Linked DNA regions of Homo sapiens: region 2 is linked to region 1. Evidence: chromatin loops called from intact Hi-C (ENCODE). Cell type or tissue: heart left ventricle. All regions are shown on one strand.

What was found. Hi-C counts contacts between places; a loop is a spot of excess contacts. Peaks named below come from ENCODE experiments on the same cell type or tissue, not always from the same donor. Only the 100,000 strongest peaks of a DNase experiment are listed, where the experiment ranks them.
Region 2: it touches region 1 in a loop (2.3-fold over the local background); 8 of 110 quality-filtered maps call a loop at or near these places.

The regions. Positions count from the first base shown.
Region 1 is chr12:20,208,541-20,216,540 of GRCh38, forward strand. It overlaps LOC105369686 (a long non-coding RNA gene), which reads left to right. Exons shown (of 3, transcript XR_931417.2): 2 at 2,055-2,113; 3 at 3,237-3,893. It overlaps LOC105369687 (a long non-coding RNA gene), which reads left to right and starts at 3,901. Exons shown (of 2, transcript XR_001749039.1): 1 at 3,901-4,796; 2 at 6,116-6,769. RefSeq lists enhancers at 3,619-4,360, 4,361-5,101. In heart left ventricle, no CTCF peak of the experiment used is centred here; a DNase peak (open chromatin) is centred at 4,331; H3K4me3 peaks cover 1,099 bases; H3K27ac peaks cover 2,976 bases.
Region 2 is chr12:20,268,336-20,276,335 of GRCh38, forward strand. No RefSeq gene overlaps it. Among named protein-coding and RNA genes, the nearest start is that of PDE3A, 96 kb to the right of the region's middle. In heart left ventricle, no CTCF peak of the experiment used is centred here; no DNase peak of the experiment used is centred here; H3K27ac peaks cover 5,973 bases.

The DNA of each region.
Region 1 (8,000 bases):
ATTCAAATTTATTTTTGTTAGTTCGCAGAGTAAGAATGCAAATGTCTTGGATTTCATTCTCCAGCAATTAGCAGTATATTTTTAAGCCAGTTGGAAAAAATGCTGTTTCTGGGATAACTAAAATCTTGCAAATGAAAACTCAAGATCAAATAATCAGCTGTGCAAGGTGGTTCATACCTGTAATCCCAGCAATTTGGAAGGCTGAGGCAGGTGGATTGCTTGAACTCAGGAGTTCAAGACCAGCCTGGGCAAAAAAGTGTGAGACCTCATGTCTACAAAAATAAATAAAATTATCCAGGTGTGGTGGTGCACACCTATAGTCCCAGCTACTTGGGAGGTTGAGATGGGAGGATCACTTAAGCCCAGCAGGTCGAGGCTGCAGTGAGCCATAATCACACCACTGTACTCTAGCAAGACCCTGTTTAAAAAAAAAAAAAAAAGAAGAAGAAGAAAAATCTATCCATATATAAACTTCACTATATTGCAACCAATGTTTTTGTTGGCAAAAGCAATTTTGATATAGACAAGAGATCCCTTCTCTATAGTTTTTCAGAGATTTTTCTCTCCAGGGATTTATATTCTAGAGGCCTAAAACAAAAGTAAAAGTAGACTTAATTCATTCTGTTTCCCTGTCTTTTCTCTTCTTCTTCCTTTTAGCCTAATCACCAAATATTTATTTTTGGGCACTGGGCTAGGTGCCATGGAACAAGAGATGAATAAGACATAGTCCCTGCGATCAAGAGGTTTATCATCCAGTGGGAGAGATAGAATAAATAAAAAAAAAAATAAAGTGTTGTGGCTTTTTCATAAAAATATGTACCTATGGGGAAAAAGAAGGAAGAAGTTAGTTATATATATTAGTCTGCTTTGTCTCTTTTGGATGGTAGTTTAGATAATTATGAGCTTATATTTGCAAAATGGGCAAAGTGAAAAGAGCGTTCCAGGTGGAAGCAACAACACAAACAAAAGCAAAGGCTTAAAATAACAGGTGTGTGCTGAAACCCACCCCATGGAAGGAGGCCATGCTTCATGGCATAAACAGGCCCAGGGAACTCAGTTTGTGACAGCAGGGAGAAATGGAGGCGTAGGTGAGGGTGGTTTTCCTTGCTTCATGGGTATATACTGCATTGGTACCTATGGCCGGTTGAGGGATGAGGGGTGGAAAGTGAAGGGAGGATGTTTGCTTTCTTTCTCCATCACACCCTGAGTTTTCACTGTAAGAAGGAAGGGAATGAGGGAGCCTCTATTCCCTGTCTTTCAGAATGGGCAACCAGTTCTCTTCACCACCCCCAGCTTATACTCTTCCAGAGTGTATCTTTAAACATTGGGACTGTTTTTATCTTCAGAACCTGGAGGAAAAATACTTCATAGCCCTCTGCACAAAGGCTTGGCCAAATTGTGATGTATAGGAAGGACCGGCTTGGCCTCAGGAAGGGACCATTCATTTTGATAACATCCAGCAGTTGGAACTTCTCTGTAGATGTGAGGACACATGGTCTGAGGCCCCATATGCGCAGGCTTTGTTTTGGGGGAAAATGGCGGTCAGATTCCTCCCTGAGGTTTATCTAAGTGTTCCTAGCAAAGGAAACTTTGTCCCCTCCTCTTTCTCTCCCTTCCCCTCCTCTTTCTCTCCCTTCCCCTCCTCTTTCTCTCCCTTCCCCTCCCCTCCCACTTCCCACCTCCTCTCCCCTCCCCCTTCCCACCTCCTCTCCCCTCCCCCTTCCCACCTCCTCTCCTTCCCCCTTCCCCTCTCCCCTCTCCCCTCTCTCCCCTTCCCTTCCCCTTTCTCTCCTCTCCTCTCTTCTCCTGTCCTCTCTGTCCCGTCCTGTCCTGTCCTGTTCCATTCCATCTCTATTCCTGTCATCTTTGTTGTTGTTTGTGCTGGGAAAGTCTGTGCTGGGAAAAGGAGTTTGGGCCAATTTGGTAAAAAGAAATTTGTTTCTTTGTATATCCATTTATTCATTCAACATACATTTATGTAGTACCTACATTATGTTCCTGGGAAATGAAGAGAAAATGACTTGATCCATGGCCTTAACTTGTCTATTTTACAGCATAGTGGGGAGAAGATATAGGAACTACTACAATACAATGTAATAATTCCATAATGAAGGTATGTATGAGCTGCAGAGGAAATGCAGAACATAGTAAGTACTTGAGGTCAGACTTAAAAAAAATGAGTAATTTTCTGTGGGGAGAGGAAATCAGACAGAATAAATACATTTTATATTCAAAATTTCAGACAAGTTAGGGAACCTGGCATGTTTAAAGAAAAACAAATGGCTTAGAACGACCTGAGGAAGATAGATGGGTGAAACCATTGAAGCTAAGTGAGGGCCAGATTTGGAGAGGACTTCATGACAAAATTTTTAAGAGCTATGATCTGATCAGAATTGCATGAGCAGAGTAAAAAAAAAAAAAGGAACTAACATTAGTTAAGCATGTGTGCTAGCTCTGTAATGACTATTTTTACTCTTTTCCTCTTTTTTAAGAGATGTGGATCTCTCTCTGTTGCCCAGGCTGGAGTTCAGTGGTGCAATCATAGCTCTCTCCAGCCTCGACCTCCTGGGCTCAAGCAATCCTATCATCTCAGCCTCCCCAGTAGCAAGGGGTACAGGCACATGCCACCATACTTGGCTAACTTAATTTTTTTTTTTTTAAGAGACAGGGTTTCACTATGTTGCCCAGGCTGTTGTCAAATTCCTGGCCTCAAGTGATCTCACACCTTGACCTCCCAAAGTGTTGAGATTACAAGCATGAGCCACCACACCCGGCATGTGATGACTCCTTTGGATATAATATCTCAGTATGATCCAGTGGGAAGAGCACAACTTTGAGTCTAGACAAACTTGGGTTCAAATCTTAGATCTTCTTCATTAATTTTAAGAGTTGGGCCAATTATTTAAGTTCTTTGAACTCCTACCCTCTTCATAATGTTTAATTCATAACCTGCAGGCTTGTTATAAAGAACAGATGCTAGGTGTAAAATGAATAACATAGGAAGTATAGCTATATTGTTACTACTAATAAACTTTGTTAGAGCCAAAATTCAAAGCCATGCTTCATTCCAAAGAATACACTTAACACGGACCTAGTCAATAGGAGGCTGCAGCCCTTTGGCCAGAGTGCTTTGTTTAGCAGTGAACACACAATTCATTCTGAGTACACCAAAGTTAACCCCGAGAATTATACGGGAGTTGTGATCTAACAGCTGTGTTTTTCTGATATATTTACAGCAATGAGGAAGTAAGTGTAAAAATCACTTTTTACCACCATGAAGCATGAACCAGCCAAGAAGTAAAGCCAAAATAGAAGGAGGCAGAGTGAGGAAAAGGAGAGCAAGTCCTAGTTCAGCTGCACCTAAGTCAGTACAAGCAATGAGCTTTTTTTAGGTAAATGAGCTAAATACTAGTAATAACTACAATAATAACAACAGCTTTTCTTTAACTCAACTTGCATTGAGTCTTCAGTCACTTGTATCCAATAGTACACTGACTAATTAAATTGGAATGAGCAACCTAGAAGCTCACTTTGGAATAGCAATAATGTAGACCTGGAAGAGTTTTCATCAATAAGGGAAAGAAACTAAATATGAGGAAGTGAAGACAGTCCATGTAGACTGCTTGTTCTAGAAGCTGATCTATTTTTAAAAAATTACAAAGGAGAAGATTCAGTAGCTAGAGTGGAGGCAGAATCGAGGAAGTATTTATTCCTAAGATGGGAGAGACTTGAGCATGTTTATGCACAAAGGGAAAGATGCCAGTGGAAAGGAAAAGGTTGACAGTACTGAGAAGAGAGTGGATAATTAATGGCAGAAATCCAGACGGACACAGAATGTGATGACTATTTCTGTTGCCATGAAATCTCTAGTAAGGTCTAGGGTCTGCTCAGACGGTAAATTTGACTGAAAGTGTTCAATATTTTTATTTTTTATTTATATATCTATTTTGGCTTTTCAGCATGTCTATTATTTTTATGTCTCCTCTAGTCTTGTCTACTGTCCTAAAATCAAGTGAAGTCTGATAATACCCCACTGTCCCCACCAAAAGCAAACAAACACAAAAATAAACAGAACTCAACTAAACCTCCCTATTCAAACTAGTGGAGATCTTCATGGCCAAAGAATACCCCAGATTACTAAAGGCATCTCAGAACAGTCATTTTGCAGGCTTTCAGTTTCTGCTTTCCTTTTTTGCCTGCAATTTTGCACAATCAAATGCACAAAAACAATGGGAAAGGGGATTACGTCAAATGTACGAAAGAAATGGCAGGAATCCAGTGGGAAAGACATGCCCTCCACATTTGGCAGGAGGCGTGCTGGGAGGCAGTGGCTTTGCAGAGTGATGAGTCACACTTGAACAGAGGCTCTGGAAGGAATTAGTTCAAGAGAAGGCTGGAGAGCTCCCTGAAATGTATGAGTGCCTCAGGCCATTAGCAATGTGTGTGTGATCACAATGAGACAAAGGAAACCCTGAGATCCGCAGACTTTCTTTCAGGAACCAGCAGAGTGTCCCTAGCTGCTCTTTCCTCCCTGGTGGGTGTAAAACCACAGCCCTTCTGTTTTAGTGGGAAAACGTTTCAAGAGGACCACTTTTTAGAAAACTTTGTCTGGGCCAAAGAATGCAATATGAGTGTAAAATACGTAAATAGATAAAGCAAGCCATGACTCTGAAGGAGAGATTTGATCTGCTCAAAGGTCAATTGGGCCACAAAATTAATGAGCTTGAGAAAGACAGGACAAGAGATGGGAGAGAAGAAATCTGTGTGTTGAACTCTGCATCAATTAACAAAAGCAAGTAAGTATCTGACTGGCAGCAAATTAGCTAGCATATGGACGAACTCTAAAATAACCAGGCATAGAACAAAACCAAATTTAAATATCAGACTTATCTATTGAACGGTATTGCAAATATCAAATGCCTTGTACTATAAATATAAAGCTCCCAATTCTTATGCTAGTAAACTGCTGAATATTTAATACCTTGAGAAGGGGTGGGCCACGTTTTTGAAATAATGTTAAAAGTATATAAATATAAATATCTATCTACATAAATAACATCTATGCTGATCCTGTTTATGTACAGTTTCACAGCATTCATGTAACTTTGCGAGCAGTAGTAAAATTCTAATTCTACAAGAATGAATTACATTTTAAGCTTGTGATATAGAATAACATGACTCTTTGTTACACTGTATGTTCAGATTTTGCCAGAAAATAAAAGAGAAGTGAGGTTTTTATAGGCTGAATTATCAAAATGTCACCTAAAACCCCACAAATTGGTTTTTAAGTGAAGTGCTATGAAATAAATAAAATTCTCTAGTAGACAATGCCGTTGAGTTTGTCAGTTAGTTTATAAAGTATCACGTGATAGAGCATTGTGTTTCTAAAGCATTAAATAATAGATCAAATGCTATGGCTATTGAAGGATGGATCAGTGCTGGATCACCTAAAATAGATTAAAAAAAACTGCTAGTGTAGAGGCAGTTGTGCAATAATGTCAGAACGCAAGTTCAGAGTGTGCCAAAACATCTGCTAATTTCTAGCTGTTATAATATAAAACTTACTTTTTTCATTTCAAAAGACCAAAAAGTACTTGAGATGAGAGGAGGGAAATGTCTTCACTTTGGGGACTTACGGCGAAGACACAAAGTCCTTACAACACAATTGTGATAAGATGACTTGAACATTTCATTATTCTACTTTCATTTACTTAGGAGAATAACCTTGACACTAAATTAATGTAGAATAAAATGGAAGTTTCTACAAAGTGTAAACATCTCTACCATGTGACTAGAATGATGTCAGCAAAACTAGTGATCTGAGGCCAACAGTGAGCTGTGGAAGGATGTCCTCTAACAATAATTGAAGGGAGTGGGCTGGTTTGGCTTTGACTTTTAAAAATTACTAGAGATGCGTGTTCTATGTCTCTCCTGCCATTTGAAAGGCACGTGTGTACATGAGAGCTGATTGTGTCCATTCTCCCTTTGCATGATAATTCTTGGCCCTTTGCCTGGTTTACTTTAGAGTTTGTATTACCTCATTATTTATATTTTTCTCCAAAGTCCTGCTCTGAAGAGCTTTTCCTGAATGTGATTTTTCTGTCTCCATCTTCAGAGTTGGCCATGCAGAAATCTAATAATGTCAAACCATTGCCCTCAAGGATGTGATAATAATGACTTCTGCTTGGAGATGGCAACCAGTTAATGCAGTATACTCAGGAGGGCTTTTGAAAGACTGCAATACAATTTCCCCATTTTACAGATAAAGAAACTGAGGTATATTTGAAAATGGAAGAAATAACAATTTTAATGGTCAGATGCCAAAATATTAAGGTAAATAAGAGCTGACATCTGCTATGCATCATATCCTGTGCGAGATGCTAGGCTTTTTAAATGTGTTAATTCTAATTATTCCATTAATTTTGTAAATTAAACGGGACTGTTTCCATTTGTTGCTAGGTGACAGGGCTGGGATTTGACACCAAGCCTGTCTCCTTCCAAAGTCTGTTCTTTATGATATCACACAATGCTGCCTCTCCATTGAAAAGATAAGTTTATTATGTTTTTAAGTAGTAGATTGCTTCTTAAAGCATTTTATTAACTATTGTTTTATCCTCAAAGAATCTTTTCAGTTTAATAGGTATTGTTAACTTTTTGTTATAGAAAAAGAAACTGAGGTAAATGAAGACCCACTGACTTGCTTACAAAGGTTAATCACGTTATGGGAAATAAAATTCAGGTCTTTTGTGTTGAAAGACTGTGCCATTTACATTGTCTATTTCAAGTATTCATTTTTGGATAAACCCAAAGCAGTTAAGGTCAATGATACATGTATAGGGATTTCCACAAATAACCACATAATTTTACATGCCATTACCAAGACTGTAGGTAAGAGGTACTATTGTACACTGTAAAGAAAAATACAATTAAATGTTTCCTGAGAGCAGGAACCCTACATCCTCAACAACTAACATAGTGCCTTGGCAAATAGTAGGTATTCAATAACTGTTTGCCAAATGAATAAAGAATAACTTAATAACATTCACAGTTAGAGGGAACTTGTTAGTGAGGATGAAAATGAATAGTCAACATTGATTTGCAGTTGAAACTGTAAAGCTGCAACTTCTTAGCTTGTCTGTTAGGCCGCTGATGAAAAACAGAGAGAATACCTTCTCTCAAAAAGCTTCACGGGGAAAATATGGTCTGAGAAATAATTTTTAATTTGAATATGCACATAATCCAAATTCATCTATACACCAAAAATTCCATAAGTGGTATATACACTATTCAGTGGATACACCAAAAATGGCCTTATGTCCTAAGAATTTGTTCTTTCAGTCAATAAACAAATTTTTTGGAGTGCCTACAGTGTGTTAGTCATGGTTCTAAATAGTAGAAAAATGGTAGTAAAAAAACAGAGAAAAATGTTTCCCTCATATACCATACATTCTAGTATAAGAAGTGAGAGTAAACAGTTAAATTTATATTATGTCAAAACAGTGAAGAAAACCAAGCAGGAAATTAGTACTGGTGTGTATATATGTGTGTCTATATGTAAGTAGGTGCAGTTTTAAATACAGTTATGTAGGAGTCCTCACACATAAGATGACATCTGACTGAGGATATGAAGGAGGAGAGATGTAAATATTTGGGGACAGGGGGAGATGATGGGAAAAGCATTTTTAGAAATGGACTAGTACATGCAAAGTTCCTAAGGCTGGAGAGTGCTTACATTGTTGGAGAAGAGAAAGAAGCGTGGTGCTGGAAGAGGGAGCATGGTACGCAACAAAGTCAGAGCAGTCAGATGGGGATAATATAGGCCCTTACACATGGTTGTAAGGGCTCAGAATTTTCTCAGCATGGGAAATCATTAGTGGGCTTTGAGCAAAAGAATGACATGATTTAAATTGTGCTTCATAAGAATTTCTCCCACTACTTACTGTTTTTTGAATGGAACAGGGTCAAGAGTAAAAGCTATTACAATGATCCAGGTGAGAGAT
Region 2 (8,000 bases), 60 kb after region 1:
TAGAGAAGTGAGATATAGTACATAAAATTTTCTTGGACAGTGGGAAAAAAAGGCGGGATAGTCACACATCATCCAATAAAACTTATTTTTTAAAAACACTTGTGATGTATGTCTTTATCTTTCTCAGAATCAGGCATTTCCGCTTGCCCCCTTTGTTCTCTTACCATACCCTGTGAGAAGAAAACACCCATGTAATTGTTGCTACTTAGCCTGGATCCAGCTGTAGCCTGAAACAGCCGTGCCCAGCCAACGTGCAGACCCCGAGCACAAAGTCAACCTGCAGACCTGAAAGCTAGAAATAAATGTTTGCAGTGACAGGACACTAAGATCCTGGGTTATTTTGGCAGCAACTGACTCATGCAATAACCTATAAACTTAAAAATTGGTCTGAATATGAATATGCATTAGATTAAGTAAAGCAAGTAAAATTAGAACAAAGGGGAAGCAGACAGAAAAAGAAAGACATGACTTCTCAATGTTTTAGGCATTTTATATATTTTATCTCCTTTTATTCTCACCAACACTATGATATACTCATCTCCAATTTATAGATGAAAAAGCTAAAGGGTGTATACACAATCTTATCAGTAGCTGCCTCTGGAAAACATGTTAAGGTTACTATGTGGGGGAGTGCTACTGGACTTTCACTTCCTATTTTTTATGTGGTTTTTTGTAAGAATATGTTGATTTTAACATATATCTTTCTAAATTTTAATAATTGGAAATAAGGAAACTGAGGCTGTGTGGACTTGAGTAAGAAGCAAAATGGGGACCTAATGCTACACGCAAATCCGCATTAACTTGCGCACGTAAAATTCACTTCTCCTTTTGAGTCACGGCTATACATGGGGCAGACTGATGGGTTAGCAACTATTGATCACTTTCCTGTCCAACGATTGATCATTTTCCTGTCCCTAGCATCGGCTGGCCTATTTCCACCTATCCTTATCTCCATCCCTTCTTCTCCTCATAGAAAACCTTCCATTTTGCAACTAAAGGTGTCCTCCCCATCCCCATTCGTTGAGGTGAAGAACAACAATGCTCATACTTCACACATATTAGATTTTGTTAGAACTCTGGCCAGTGTGCTTTGAAATGCTAAATGCTCCAGCATCTGGGCTGCAGATGACCCTGCAAGAAGGTGCTGTCGGTACACTGGTAGCTTTCAAAGTTGAAATCACGTGAATTAGAGAGCTTTGTTCCAGTGGTTCATTTGCTATTAAGGACTTTGACCCTGTTTTTGTTAGCAGTTCTGCCATGGCATTTAAATTGCACATCTTGCTTGTTGATGTCTAAGAATAGAATTCGAGTGTTAGCAAAGCTGAGAATGTTTTCTCATTCCATTTCCCAAGAATATGTAGGGTGTGAAGATGATGAGCAGAATGTATTTTCCCATCATATCCTCCACTGGTAAACAAATCTGGAGAGTAAAACTGTTCTTTCAGGCTTTCATCTTCTAGCTTCAGAAAGAATTTCTGACATCTCTACCATTAGAAGAGCAAATATAGGCTTATCATAATATGTTAATTAAATCAGAAGGATCTGCAGCAGGAAAAAGCATCTCTGGAATATGTCACATTGTCCAACGTGAAATATTTGATTATTTCTTCCAACAGCAGAACTAGATCTTAAAACATTGTATATCAGGTGATAATATCCCATAAACTTTAAGTGACCAAAGTTACAGTGGCACTGATGAAGGCATAATTTATGTGCTCTTGCCATATAAGACCACAGAATATGAGAAAGCAAACTTACTGAAGTCTGTGATACTCAAAGTAGTACAATAAGTGGAAACTAGGACTTTTGGAATTTAAACAAGAAATATATCCCAGAGAAAGGCCTCTTGGCTGTCCAAAAAGGTTTTAGCAACCTTACAGGCTTTGGTGATTAATTATTTTAATATGATGGTGATTGCAATCTTGGCTTGTAAGGTGCGATAGAAGAACACTTCCAAATATTTATACAGAGTAAGCCAAAGTTTTTAGTAAAAAAAAAATTCATAACTTTCCACTAGGGAGTATGACTACATAGTCAAATTTATTTGTGACATCTTTTTTGTGCATATAGTCATTTAACAACAATCTCAACAAAGTACCAGATGACGAAAGAGTAGAATTCATATTTTATTTCGGAATTTAAGACAAAAATATATTGCCTCTTTTGCTTTCACAACATATAATAAATTTTCGTGATAAAAAAATAAAGTCTTAAGAAGTAAAATAGCACAATTGAATCTTCTCTTACAGTACTTTTTTCACTTTCTGACAGACTCGTGCAGAGGGGTTTTCTCCCTAAGTAGATCCAGTGTGTTGCTAAGTTCTGCTAAACTACAGAGGGATTGAGACTGAACAAGAATTACTATAAATCTCATTTGGTGCGACTTGTGTTAATAACCAAGTATGACATGTTGATAATAGAGTGAAGTGACCGACTGAGCATTTACCTCACATGCCAGCGTGTTGTTCACCTAAGGTCATAGTGATATTGACAAGGTGTTAAATATGAGTGTTACGTCAACAAAAGCAAAAATATGTAGTTGGATAAAAATCACAAACATTGCTCTTAATGTAATAATTTTGAAGTGTAATATGGAATTTGGGTCACATTTCTCTCAGCAGTTTCACAAGCCAAGAAGCACAGATGTGTAGAGTTTTAAAGATTTTTTAAAAACCCCAAATTTTCCAGTAACAGAAATTAAGAAATCTTCTTTGATCAGAGAGTGAAACAAGATCTTTTCTTTCTCTCTAAGAGGAGTACGTTGATTGCTAGATCAGAGAAAAGAAAGTTGAAAGTACATACTTTTGCCATGAACTGTCTAAGCCTTGTATTTTACAAGTATACAATACAAAAAATTTGTGTTACCTTTTTATTTCTTTATTTACAGTGGCCAAATAAATAACACCAGAACACTTGTACCTGTGTGTAGAGCTAATGTAGGTAGCTAATTTAATAATGTAACTGCCATAATTTCAATGACAAGAATGTATCAGCTCTCCTTTTACTTTTCAAACTAACATTCAAATGGTTGAAATGCCACTGCTAAGGAAATATGTGTATATTTAAATAATAAAATTTAATGAAATATTCTCCAAAGCCAGCATTTTTATAATATCTATTAATTTTAATATCTTTTGAAAGAAGATAAATTTAGAGGAAAGAATATGTGCAAGCGTATATGCAAAGTCTTCAATTAGTTGAGGGTATTTCACGTTGCGTTGGGGTCAGGTTGGTTGTGCACATACTACGTGAAATAGATCCAGGACCAGTACAGGTAGGCACAGTAAGGAGACAGATACTGGCACATTTTAAGAGAAGAAAGATCCTAAGGTTTCATTTTGAAGATGGAGCAGTCTGCTTCTCAATGTGAAATTTTCCATGAATGGAACCGTTAGAGCAGCTAGACAATCACTCAGCACAATTGTTGCAGCAACACCTACAGTTTTCCACTAATGGGTTTCTTTGGGGTAAAAGATGACGATTTGTCAAGGAATAGAAAGTTGGAGGCCCCAGAGAGACTCCAAAATTTAGGGAAAATACATCCCTGTAAAATTGAAGTCCCACTTCGAAGAAATACATTCAGTATTCATCCCTATATACTTTCTGTGGAAGTGATCCACAGTATTAATGATGTAGAAATGTCTGATTGATTACAGCATCTCCTAAAGGTTAAGAGTGGAAATCTCTTTAAAACATCGTTGTAGACTGGAACCCATATAAATTGTCATCTATCTGCAACATATTAAAATTAATATGCTCTGGCATTGCTGCAACTTTTGATAATCAATAAGCAAGACTGAATAAAAAAGCAGAATTAAGACAGATTTATTGAGGTTTATTTAATGCTATGTAAGGAAAGAGAGACTATATCAAACATTTCTATGTTTCATGTTTATTTAAGGGTAAAGCCATATCTTATTTCTGTTTAAGCTCAAGCATAGGAATGCAGATTGTACAAATTGTCCTCTGAGTAGGCAGATTTTAGAAAGGCATGCCCCCTCTGGGAAGATGAACTAAAAGAAGTTGCTCCACTTGGGGACTGCAGTTCTCCTCTAGGGTGGAGCTTGGTGAGCAGAGCACAAGCAGGATTTGAGGCTCTGCTTGTCTCTTATCCCAGTACCTTTGGGCATTATACAAATTGCACGTAAGTGAAGAAATAGCCTATGTTAAGTGAATTAATAAGCAAATTAATGAATAAGTAAAAACATGGGGCATTCTAATTGTTTTATAGTTTCTAGAAATATGTAATATTAGGAAAAAAGGTTTAGCCTGAAAAAATACTTCCCAGGAGACTAAAGCAGTTATTTTTCCCTGATTCAGTGAGCATCAGAAAACTTTCTGATTAATTCTTGGTTTCTAGCTATCCTGATTCTGGGAGTCCTGTAAAGCAATGATAAATATATTGATTGCTGTAGAGTTGTATTCTGTAAGATACAAAATGAGTGGCTTTTTCTCTTTCTTTATTGTGGGTTCAGAGGGCAATGTTTTATCTTTTTCTATTTTTCCAGATATAACTTTATTCCACCTTTCAACTTCAGAGCTCCAACTTCAGAGGACAGAACATTATGTGGAGGGAGAGTTAAGACTTGGTAGGAAAAGCGATGACATGTCCTCTGCTTCATTTCTGGGTTTCTTCCCAGGCTGATTCATAACATCCAAAATAAGCTTAAGTAACACAATAGTCTTGGACTCGGCACCATAAGCTGCTTAGGAGGTGTGACTAGATCTTCTCCTGAACACTGTATTGTCTTGTGCCTCATAGTATTCCATTAAATTCATTACATAAATGTAGAAAATAATTAAATCAATCATTTGAGAATTTGGGTAATGTCAATCAATCTCCCATAGGCTAAATACATATAAGTAGTTGAGAATGGTGATAGAATGTATAAAACTAGACACTGGTTCAAAAAGACTCTAACTAACAGGTGATTGCTGCTTTGTAAAATGCTACCTAAACACATCAGCTGATCAGTGCTGCATAACTACAAGCAAAGTTTACTTTATTCGGTAGTCTTGACATTAAAAAAAAAAATGTAGGAGGAATTTTGGAAAAGGCAGTCAAGGGCATCTAAGTGAACAACACAAATGACACAGAGACCATGTGCTAAAGTTAAGGCACATTAATCAAAATCATAACATATTAGATTCCTAATGTCTCAGTGTCCAACAGTGGAAGGACCTAGTAAAAGTTAGGAAGTATAATTGTGGCAAGTTTAACAGTCTAAAAATGAAGTGAGATATAGTATAGTTATTTCTTTTTTGAAGTCAGGCATAATAACCCAAAAGGCATCAGGGCCATTTAATATATAAGCAACGTGCCTGGAATACCTCAATGACCCCTTGGAGGCATTCCTACCTTACTCTAGAGAATTCTACCATTATTTTGATGATAATGATGATGCATGAAAATCTTTCATTCTGTTCACTTTTTTTCAGAAAAGCAAAAAATTTGTAATTTCTGAAAAATGGTTAAAACATAAAGTAAATAAATATTTTTTATATTAGAGCAATGTTTTCTTACTATAAAAAGAGTGTGTGTGTGGTTCAGTAACTAACTGCAAAAATCATTTCATTATGGCTTGGCATCCCCGGGATACAGTGATGAAAGAAATAATAAATAAGCCACTATGTGATGAATACTTGTCCAAATGAAAATGCCTCTGATAATACCCTTTTAGAGGACAGGAATGTTATTAAGCTAGTGAGAACATCTAGTCCAGTTCCAGCTAGGTGGGTCAGGGCCCATTCTGGTAGGCTGATGTCTGTGCCATACCAGTTGTTAAACGTACTGAATATCATTCCTCCAGCAGAACCTGACACCTCCTATTCAACATCCCTTCTGCAGCCGGTCCCCATTTCTGTACTGGCAATACCTCCATCCTAGTCTTAGCTCAGACTTCTCAACAGCACTCCGTGCTTGGCCAGAGTTAACAAAGACACAAATAACACACTGTGTCATCTTGTAGTAAACAGAGAGGCTTTCCATTCTACCATGTTACAGCTGTGGAATCTTGGGTGGCTAATGAGCTTCACTTTCCCTGAGCTCCCTCACTTTTTAAACAGCTTTACTGAGACGTAACTCAAATATGTATTAATCAGGATTCTAGAAAGAGAACCGACAGGATATGTGTGTGTATATGTGTCTGTGTATATGTGTATATACATATATGATATTTATATATATATATGTTATATATATATAACATATATAAATAGAGGTTTATTTTAAGGAATTGCTCATGTGATTGTGGAGGCCTGGGAAGTCCAAAATCTTCAGGGTAGGCTGGCAGGCTAGGGATACAGGGAAGAATTATATAGTTCACCTCCAAAGGCAGTCTGCTGGCAGAATTTCTTCTTGCTTGCGGGGGTCAGTCTGTTATTAAGGTCTTCAACTAATTGGATGAGGCTTGCTCACATTATGGGGGGAGTATTATGTCTGATTTACTCAAAGCCTACTGATTTAAATGTTAATGTAATCTAAAAATACCTTCACATCTAAAATAAATTTTCACCGAATATCTGAGTAGCATGACCTAGCCAAGATGACACATAAAATTAACCATGATACCATGCAATCACTCATTTAAATTGTATAATTTGATGACTTTTAGTATATTCACAGATACATGCAACTATCACTTCAGTTAATCACAGAACATTTTTATCACCCTCATAAAGAAACCCTGTACCCTTTATATATCATCTGCCTGTCTCCTCGTTTGCTCCAACCACAAGCAAACACTAATGTACTTTTTGTCTCTGTAGATTTGCCCATTCTGGACATTTCATATGAATGGAATCATGTAATATGTGGTCTTTTATGACTGATTTCTTTCACTTAGCATAATATTTTCAAGGTTCATCTGTGTTGCAGTGTGTATCAACACTTCATTTCTTTTTAGGGTTTAATAATATTTCATTTTTTTCTATACATCTGTTGATGGACATTTGGGTTGCTTCAATTTTTTGGCTCATATAAACAATGCTGCTATAAACATGTGCAAGTGTGTGTGTGTGTGTGTGTGTGTGTGTGTGTGTGTGTGTGTGTGTATGTACATATGTTTTCATTTCTCTTGGGAATATACCTAGGAGTAGAATTGCTGAGTCATTTGCTAACTCTAGTTTAATCATTCAAGGAATTTTCAGGCTATTTTCCAAAACATTTTACACTATTTTGCATTCCCACTAGCAGTGTGAAGGTTTTCAATTCCTTCATGTCCTAACATTTATTATCTAAATTTTTTATTCTAGCCATTATAGTGGTTGTAAGTGGTATCTGGTATCTGTCACTTTACAACTGTGATTTTGATTTGCATTTGCCTGATGACCAATGATGGCAAAAGCTAGCATCTTTTCATGTGGTTATTGATCATTGTTATATCTTCCTTAGAGAAATGTCTATTTAGATCCTTTGCTCATTTTTTAGTTATTTGTCTTTTTATTATTGAGTTATAAAAGTCCTTTATATATTCTGAATACAAATCCCTTGTCAAATACATAATTTGCAAAATATTTCCTGTCATTCTGTGGGTTGCCTTTTCACTTTCTTGATGGTGTCCTTTGAAGCACAAAAGTTTTACATTTTGATAAAGTCAAAATTATCTATGTTTTTTCTTTGTTGCTCATATCATATCTAAGAATCCTTTGCCAAATCCAAGGTCATGAAGATTTACTCCTATGTTTTCTTCTAAGAGTTTTATAGTTTTAAGTCTTATATCTAGGTTTATAACAAATTTTAAGTTAATTTTTATAGATGATATTAGGTAAGGACCCAAGTTTATTATTTTGCATGTGGCTATTCAGTTGTTCCTAGCACCATTTGTTGAAAAGACTATTCTTTTCCCATTCAATGGTCTTGGAACCCTTGTCAAAATCTATTGACTAATGACACATGATTTTATTTCTGGACTCTCAATTATATTCCATTAAACTATACATCTATTCTTGTATTAGTGTCACACAGTCTAGATTTCTGTTGCTTTATAGTAATTTTGTAA